Regions from separate parts of the Homo sapiens genome. Here regions 2 and 3 are each linked to region 1. A link is a loop called in an ENCODE intact Hi-C map of the cell type or tissue named here. Cell type or tissue: HepG2. All regions are shown on one strand. Region 1 holds the start of LOC124902400 (a long non-coding RNA gene). Region 2 has its middle 93 kb from the start of C10orf126. Region 3 has its middle 17 kb from the start of SVIL-AS1.

Region 1 (2,500 bases):
TGTTGTCCCCAGGTTACTCTGATGATGAGGCTCCACTCTTGAGGTCCCTGTATTGACTCTCAGCTATCGGAGAGGAACGACTTCCTGAGTCTTCACTGTAGCCAGAAGGTGGGTGACCTTGATGTTCTTCTCCCAGTGAGGTGACGGAGAGGGGGCACTGTAGCCCAGGGGAAGCCTGTGCTCAGCAGGGTCCCGTTAAGTCTCTTACTCAGGGTTCATAACCTTGGTTGAGCATTAGAATTAACGGGGGAGTTAAAAAAATATCTGCATCAGGACCCTGCCTTCAGGGAGCCTGATTTAACTGAATTGAGCCAGGCCTGGCATCTGCATTTTTTGAAGTGTCCTGATGATCGCATTGTGCAGCCAGGGTTTGGAACCACAGTTCCAGCCCTGTCCCTCGACTGGCACAAGGGACCGTCCCTCCCGTTGTCTCTCCTCAAATGTGGTTACGTGAGCTGTGTTCAAAGGGCCTCCCAAGGGTGTTTTTCCCTGCGCTGCCGGCCCCATGTTGGTCTTCATGGTGGGCCCCGAGGAGCTCCAAAGTCCACAGAAAAATCCCAATTCCTCAAAGACTCTCATCTTACCAGCAATCTCCCCACCGCCCGCGCAGACTGCTCCATTGTAGATTTTTTCCTTTCCTCTTCTTTTTTCTCTTCTAAATTCTAAGTTCCTGGCAGCCACTAAAATGTCTCAGAAGCAGAAACTAGCTTTGATCGACTGTCAGCAGAGTCGAAAACTACAATTTTTTTAAAAAATAATTTTTCAAAATCTCCCTTCTCTAAAGTCCTTCTTGGGCACCCCCTGGAAGGCCTTTGGGCTGCCTTGTGCACATGACCCGCTTCCCTGGCCTCGGTCCCAGCCCGACCTCTCCTGCCCTCCCCTCTCCGCCCCTCCCCTCCTCTGTCCTTCCCACCCCCCTGCAAATTAATGTGGTGCTGCTGCTGAGAGAGTGGGTTCTGGAGCGGGCTTCTTTCTGGCCTCTCTGCCATCACAGGCTGGCAGCTTCAAAGCTCGAGTCATCCTGTTTCCGTCTGCCCCTGAGCCCGCGTGGCTTGGCTTCACCGCAGGGGTCAGAAGTGCAGCCTCAGCCGATGACAGCAGCCTGGCCCGGCTCGACAGCGACCCGGGGACACACACCCATCTGATGTCTCCCCTCCTCTGCTATTATCCCTCCCCTTCTCCGCTATTTTCTCTCCCCTTCTCCACCTCCTCCGTCCCCAAACAGTCCTTCCTCTGGAAAGATAAGGCCCTCTTCTCAGTTCCCGCATCCCTTCCCTTTTATGCCAGACAGAGGCAGCCCTTTGTGAAGGGGGGTACGGGCTTTTGCACAAATATTTAATCTCTTCCAATCTGCCCTTTTGCACTGCCTGTCAGTTCCTGGGGTTGGAACCACTCTGTTTGCTTTAGCTGGTAACAGGATACTGTTTTGAAAAGTGATGCTGAAGTCAGATTACTTATGAATCTGGGCTTTATTTTGCATGAATGCTTTCTCAAGGCAAGTATAGATTTCGTTTTTTCATCCTCACCAAGAATTATGTTGCCACTGGGGTTGTGGTCTTGAGCAGGCAGGGAAATCTAGCTGAGTTTAACTTTTTCCCTTGTAGTTTGGAATTCTTAGCAGCAGGGACCTGTGAAAATAAACAGCCTCAGTTTCAGGTGGTTTCTTTCAGCCACTATCTGCACCTTTGCTTTTTGAACATGCCTTTATTTCACATTAAAATGTAGTTTATCCTTTCAAAGTGTCTGCAGGTCCTGTTAGAAATCACCTATTACAAAATTATAGACAAAGAAAAATGCAGAAATAGGATAGTAATCACTTTTTTTTTTTTTTTAAAGAGACAGGGTCTCACTCTGTTTCCCAGTCTGGAGTGCGGTGCTGTCATTATAGCTCACTGTAACCTTGAACTTCCAGGCTCAATCGCTCCTCCCACCTCAGACTCCCAAGTAGCTGGGACTACAGGTGTGTGCCACCATCCCCAGGTAAATTAATCACTAATGTTTATTACAAGCCTGGTTTGTGCCAGGTGATTAACATGCTTCTAATACGGTTGCTAGTCCTTACCATGGCTGTGCATGGCAAATACTGTTATTCCCATTTTACAGGAAGTGAAACAGAGAGGTTCAGTGTCTTGTCTGTGCTCACACCACCAGTCACAGAGGAGTTGGGCTTAGCTCTGGCAGTCTCTCAAGGGCGCCCTGTCTACTCCCCACTCTGTTTGCACAGCTATTGGCTTTGCTCCATCACCAGGGACAGAAGACCTGGAGCTAAGGTAATGGCATGTTTAGGATTTTTCAGCACAGTACTGACTTAAAATGTTTTCTCTACGTACCAACCAAATGGTGAATGATGGATCCTAATTGTTGGGAAATTGTGATTGGCTTTCATACTTCTAGTCTTGATTTGACTTCTAAAGTAGCCAAGCAGTCCAGGGAAAGATGACCTCCATGAAGAACATGTGCTGAGGACTTCTGGTGAGGTTCAGAGGAGAATAAACAGTGA
Region 2 (2,500 bases), 380 kb after region 1:
GGAAAACACAAAGAATAATTATGAGGAAAGCTGTGTCAAGCACCCAGGTACAAGTCATAACAACTGTTACTATCTTACCCGGTGCAATATTTTTCTTCCAGTCCGAGACAGAAATAAACATAAACTATTCTAGAAACCTGGATTATATTACCATGTAATTGTTTGCATAGAATTAAATGGCTTGGGAAACAGGAGAGCCCAGAACCTTGCTCCCTTTGTACTCACTGTCTTAAATAAATTGTCCTGTTTGCCAATTTGCTTTTCCACAAAGAGAGGCTCCATCCTGTCTCTGAATTTTTTTTCAAAAGCTTATTTCTGCGTTTTAAAATTCATTTTCAAGAATCTATTTAGCTGAGAGTAAAACCATTTAATGACTAAAGTTTTGAATCTAAGTAGATGAAATTATTTATGTAGATCATTAGAAATACATGAGTGGCCTCTCTCGTTTCCTGTCTAGGGAAAACTTATCGTTAAATACGCTTTTGCACGGTTACTGAAACTGAAGCAACACCCAGTTCAAATCGTCTGCAGACCTTAAATTATATTTCCAAAAGCAACAGCTCTTTTCTATGAACAATGGCAATACTTGTTATGGGTTTAAATAGGAATTCTTCATTTGGAATTTTTGAATATGGGGACATTCTGGGAAATGTCCAGAAAAAAAAAAAATCCCGCCAAGGGTTCAGCAAACAGTTGCATAACCCTCTTTTTATCTCGGGTGTTGACCCAGTCATTCATTCCATGTTTGCTGTGGTGAGTTCAGCAAAGCTGGTTGCCAAGACAACCATAATCCGTGAACAGAGCCGGCTCCATTGGTGGTCGGTTACAACACGCTTTGTCCCGTCGGGTGTCCTGTAACCGAATGAATGGAGAGACAGAAAACAAGCACCTTCAGTAAACATGACCTAATGAGAGCGGCGTCCTCCAACTGCCTGGGAGGCACCGGAAGAAACCTACCAGGAGCCAGGACTCTCACACGGACAGAGGCATCACCTCCCAAAAGAAGTCCGTGTCATAAAGGGTCCCTTGGTTGTGGGGTTTAATGACATGAAACTATTCTATTCACCTCCAGGGCTAAGGAAGTATCTTTTGATTTATTGCACTGTTCTAAACACTATGTAATTAGATGAGCTTGGAACTCTGCAAGGGGGGCAGTTTGTAGTGCAGATCCGTTTCCCACTGAAGTGCATGGAGGCTGCAGGAGCGGAGGTGAAGGGGATGGAGGTGAGTAAGAGAGGGGAGTTCCCCTGCGGGGCCTTCAGACTCCAGCTGGGATAAGGCGTGGTTGTGCTGGGCAGGGACCCTGCGCCTGTGCCCCGTCCTGCAGGCCAGCAAGTCGCCCTTCCTAGGAGGCAGTCTTCAGTCTACACTCTGCAAACAGCGCCCCCTGGAACCGTGCAACATGAGGGTCCTGGCACTTTCGTGTACGAGTGTTTCTGAAAGGTCAGAGCTCCGTGGCAATTGCAATCTTACTTAAATTATTTCTGCTTCTCCTTTTCGATTAATATCGATCGAGTGTGTTGTAATGTTCTGGGACACTTGTGAATTCTACTGTCATTAACGTGTGAATCCAGGTTGATAGCAACAAAGAGTCATGTATGAAATGCCTAACCAAGAGGCTTAGATTTCCATAATCACTTAATACTTGATTCCTTTAGGATTTAGTTTGCCAAATATATCTTTCCAGAGATAGCAGCAAGTCATTAATCTCATAATGAAAGATACTAACAGGAAGAACCCTGTTCAATATAAATGTATCTTTAGTGGTACTTTATTCAGCTCTGCTTAACTAAAGCAGTATTATGGGCTGTGTACTCATTTGGAGTTTTGTGCTCCGAATCACCTGAGAAACTTTTATTAGACATACAGATGCCCAGACCACATCACAGATCTGGAGTGGTGCCCAGATACTGGTATTTATATTAAGTTCTTTTGCTATTTCAGACACAGAGCTAAATTTAAGAGTCACTAATTTGTTTGATAAATCAGAATAACTCTTGCCTTTCCAAATTCACTAGATGAATATGGAGATCTAAATTTTCTCCCACATTAGCTGTATTAACCTGGCCTGAGATAGGATTTCACTGTCCTGAAGGAAGAAGAGGCGCATAGGGCTTTTTCAACCAACATTCGTTTAATTGCTTGTTTCTTATGAAGGGCATAAGGCTGTGAACTGATCATTTTAATTGGTAAACCCAGCAAGTGCAACTCCCTCAGGCAAAATATTAGGACCTAATACAGATTCAATAGGTGTGAGAGAGACGGAAATAGGTGTATCTATTTGAGGTTCTGGACTAAGAAGGAATAATTGTAGCATTTATCAAGTATTTACTATGTGCCAGGCACTGTTTCGGTGTTTTCTGCATAATATACGCACGTAACCCTTACAGTAACTTAGCCCTCACCATGTTACCGGTGGAGGATGTCCAGGTTCTTGGCATTTTGAACAAAGAATTGGACAAAACTCACAAAGCAAGGAAAGAATGAAGCAACAAAAGCA
Region 3 (2,500 bases), 74 kb before region 1:
TGCCTGTAGTCCCAGCTACTCAGGAGGCTGAGATGGGAGGGTGGCTTGAGCCGGGGAGGCAGAGGTTGTAGTGAGCTGAGATCATGCCACTGCACCCCAGCCTGGGCGATAGGGCCAGATCTTGTCTCAAAAAAAACCAAAACAAAACAAAACAAAATTTCCTACTTCCTTGAGAATATTTTTCTTTGTGATGCAGGAGTTACCTGGCATTTTACAGGGATGGTGCAAGTGAGCTCAAGTGACGGGTCAGTGCGGTGGGACACTGGCCATGGTGCCAGCAGCGTGGGGTCACGTCCTGGCTCCGTTCTGTGGCCTTGGAAAAGTCATGTACCCTGTGGGTTGAGTGTGCTCATATGTTAATCAGGAGATGGCTTACACAGGAGATAGCTGCTTTGCGTCACAAAATTGCTGTGAGAAATAGCATAAAGCAAGATGATATTTGGGAAAGTCCTTTGGAAATAACACAGTTACCCACATGCCAAGTGGTTTTATTCCATGCTGCCCTGTTTCAGCTTGCTTGGGCAGCTGATTCAATCACCTGGAGCGCCAGGGGGAAGAGGACTTTGTTTAATTTGTTTTTCTGCTGTTTTCACTGGTTTAATTAAAAGTCCTTACTGATGCAACCCTTCTTATACATTTTTCTAAGCTCCACCTGGCCTTTTGCTCAGCTTATCACTGTACCATGCTGAACAATTTTCCTTTTGTGTAAAGATGGTGTCTGTTATTTTTTTATGAATAAAGTTACTATTTTTTCTTTATAATTAAAAGCAGGATGGATGTGGTGGCTCATGCCTGTAATCTCATTACTTTGGGAGGCCAAGGAAGGACGATTTACTTGAGACCAGGAAATCAAGGCTGCAGTGAGCTATGTTTGCCACTACATTTCAGCCTTGGTGACAGAGAGAGACCCATCTCAAAAAAAAATTAGAAAGTAACTTCTGGAGAGATACTTTGAGACTATGTAAATATCCTGTTCCTATCAAACCTTCACCCACTAGGTTCAGCATTTAACCTCAATACATTTCTAATTCCTTCATTCTTTCCATATTTCTTGGCCAGAACTCTGCTATACGGAAGAGTTTCCCTCTCCCTAATCAATTTATCATTTGTTTGTTGATATCAATATGAACTCATGGATTCTTTTTCTATTCAATGGGTTACAATCCATCACTATCTTTCTGTTTCACTGCTACATTATCCCCACATTTGCCAGTAGGGGGCCCCAGCTAGCTTCTACATCCTCCTGCTATAGCCCTTCACTCTGTTTTCCTGACTTTCCAGCACAAGTCGTTTGCCCTTCTGGGCTTAATCTAATGATCCATGTCATCTGTCCTACGAGCTTGGAATTCTACATAGAAGTCAACAGACAGGAGAGGAATTTTGCTCAAGATAAAAAAAAGACACAGTTTCTGAGTAAAATGATAGCCCAAGTCATCTCCTTTCTAGACCTCTGATGAACTGATGAAGAAATATGAAAAACAGAAAAGACTCCATAACAGTGCAGGAAATTAGAGAAGAGCTCCCCCTTCACATTAGAAATTCAATTTCCCTTCTTAAGAAACAACAGTGTCCTTGGGAGGTAGGCAGAAGACATTTTATTAGAACTCTTTAACCTGCAGCAGCAAGGGTTGAGATTCAAGCAGGATGTGTATTCATTTGACAAATATTCCTTGAGCGCTTACTATGTGTTAGGCAAGTCCCGTATAGTGAAGGAAAGAGACAAACATCTATTCCCTATAGAACTTGCATTCTTGTAGGAAAGAGAGACAAATGAAAGGGCGTCCAGCGTAGTCCTCACTGAAGCGGGAGGAGTTGAGGGGGAGCCTGGAGCTGCCTGGGGATGAGTGTTCCAGCAGGAGCAAGGAGCGGGCATCCCATGTGGTCAGAGCAGAGGGCAAAAGTATTAGAGGGTGAAGGCAGAGGGATGGCCAGGGGTGAGCAGGTAGGATCCATGGAGTCAGAAAGAAGGGCAGCCTGCCACTTATAATTCCTACTGCAATTAAGGTGTGAGATTAGCACTTGGGCCTTCAGGATGTGTATAGTGGCTGCACCACATTTAACTGACTTTTCTTTGTATCCAGATATAACCCAAGTAGGACCAATTCCAACTCCAAAGCATGTACAGGCATAAAGGTGGGATTGCGTACCCCAGGCAAAACACAGCCACATTTGGAAGGCCAATGGTGGTAGTAACTGAGGTAGACAGTTTCTTCCTGTGCTCAACCCACGTAAAGAAAGGAGGGTATCTGTGAAATCAAATAATTGTGGCTTTTCACTATCCACAATAGCAAAGACATAGAACCAACCTCAATGTCCACCAATGGATGATTGGATAAAGTAAATGTGGTATATATACACCCTGGAACACTACTCAGCCATAAAGGAATATGAAATCATGTCTTTTGCAGCAACGTGGATGGAACTGGAGGCCACTATTTTAAGTCAAAGAACTCAGAAACAGAGAAACAAATACCACATGTTCTCACTTATAAGTGGGAGC

Evidence for each region. A loop is a pair of places that touch in the nucleus more often than their neighbours do. Peaks named below come from ENCODE experiments on the same cell type or tissue, not always from the same donor. Only the 100,000 strongest peaks of a DNase experiment are listed, where the experiment ranks them.
Region 2: a loop joins it to region 1, with 31 times the contacts of the local background. A loop is called at or near these places in 2 of 110 quality-filtered maps.
Region 3: a loop joins it to region 1, with 4 times the contacts of the local background. A loop is called at or near these places in 3 of 110 quality-filtered maps.

Annotation. Positions count from the first base shown.
Region 1 is chr10:29,317,279-29,319,778 of GRCh38, reverse strand. It overlaps LOC124902400 (a long non-coding RNA gene), which reads left to right and starts at 2,115. Exons shown (of 2, transcript XR_007062098.1): 1 at 2,115-2,270. It also overlaps a transcript of LYZL1 not described here. In HepG2, no CTCF peak of the experiment used is centred here; DNase peaks (open chromatin) are centred at 458, 1,149, 1,428, 2,208 and 2 weaker places; H3K4me3 peaks cover 1,537 bases.
Region 2 is chr10:28,938,320-28,940,819 of GRCh38, reverse strand. No RefSeq gene overlaps it. Among named protein-coding and RNA genes, the nearest start is that of C10orf126, 93 kb to the right of the region's middle. In HepG2, a CTCF peak has its summit at 1,385; DNase peaks (open chromatin) are centred at 189, 799 and 1,329; H3K4me3 peaks cover 2,211 bases.
Region 3 is chr10:29,391,316-29,393,815 of GRCh38, reverse strand. No RefSeq gene overlaps it. Among named protein-coding and RNA genes, the nearest start is that of SVIL-AS1, 17 kb to the left of the region's middle. In HepG2, a CTCF peak has its summit at 1,220 (motif pointing right); a DNase peak (open chromatin) is centred at 1,235.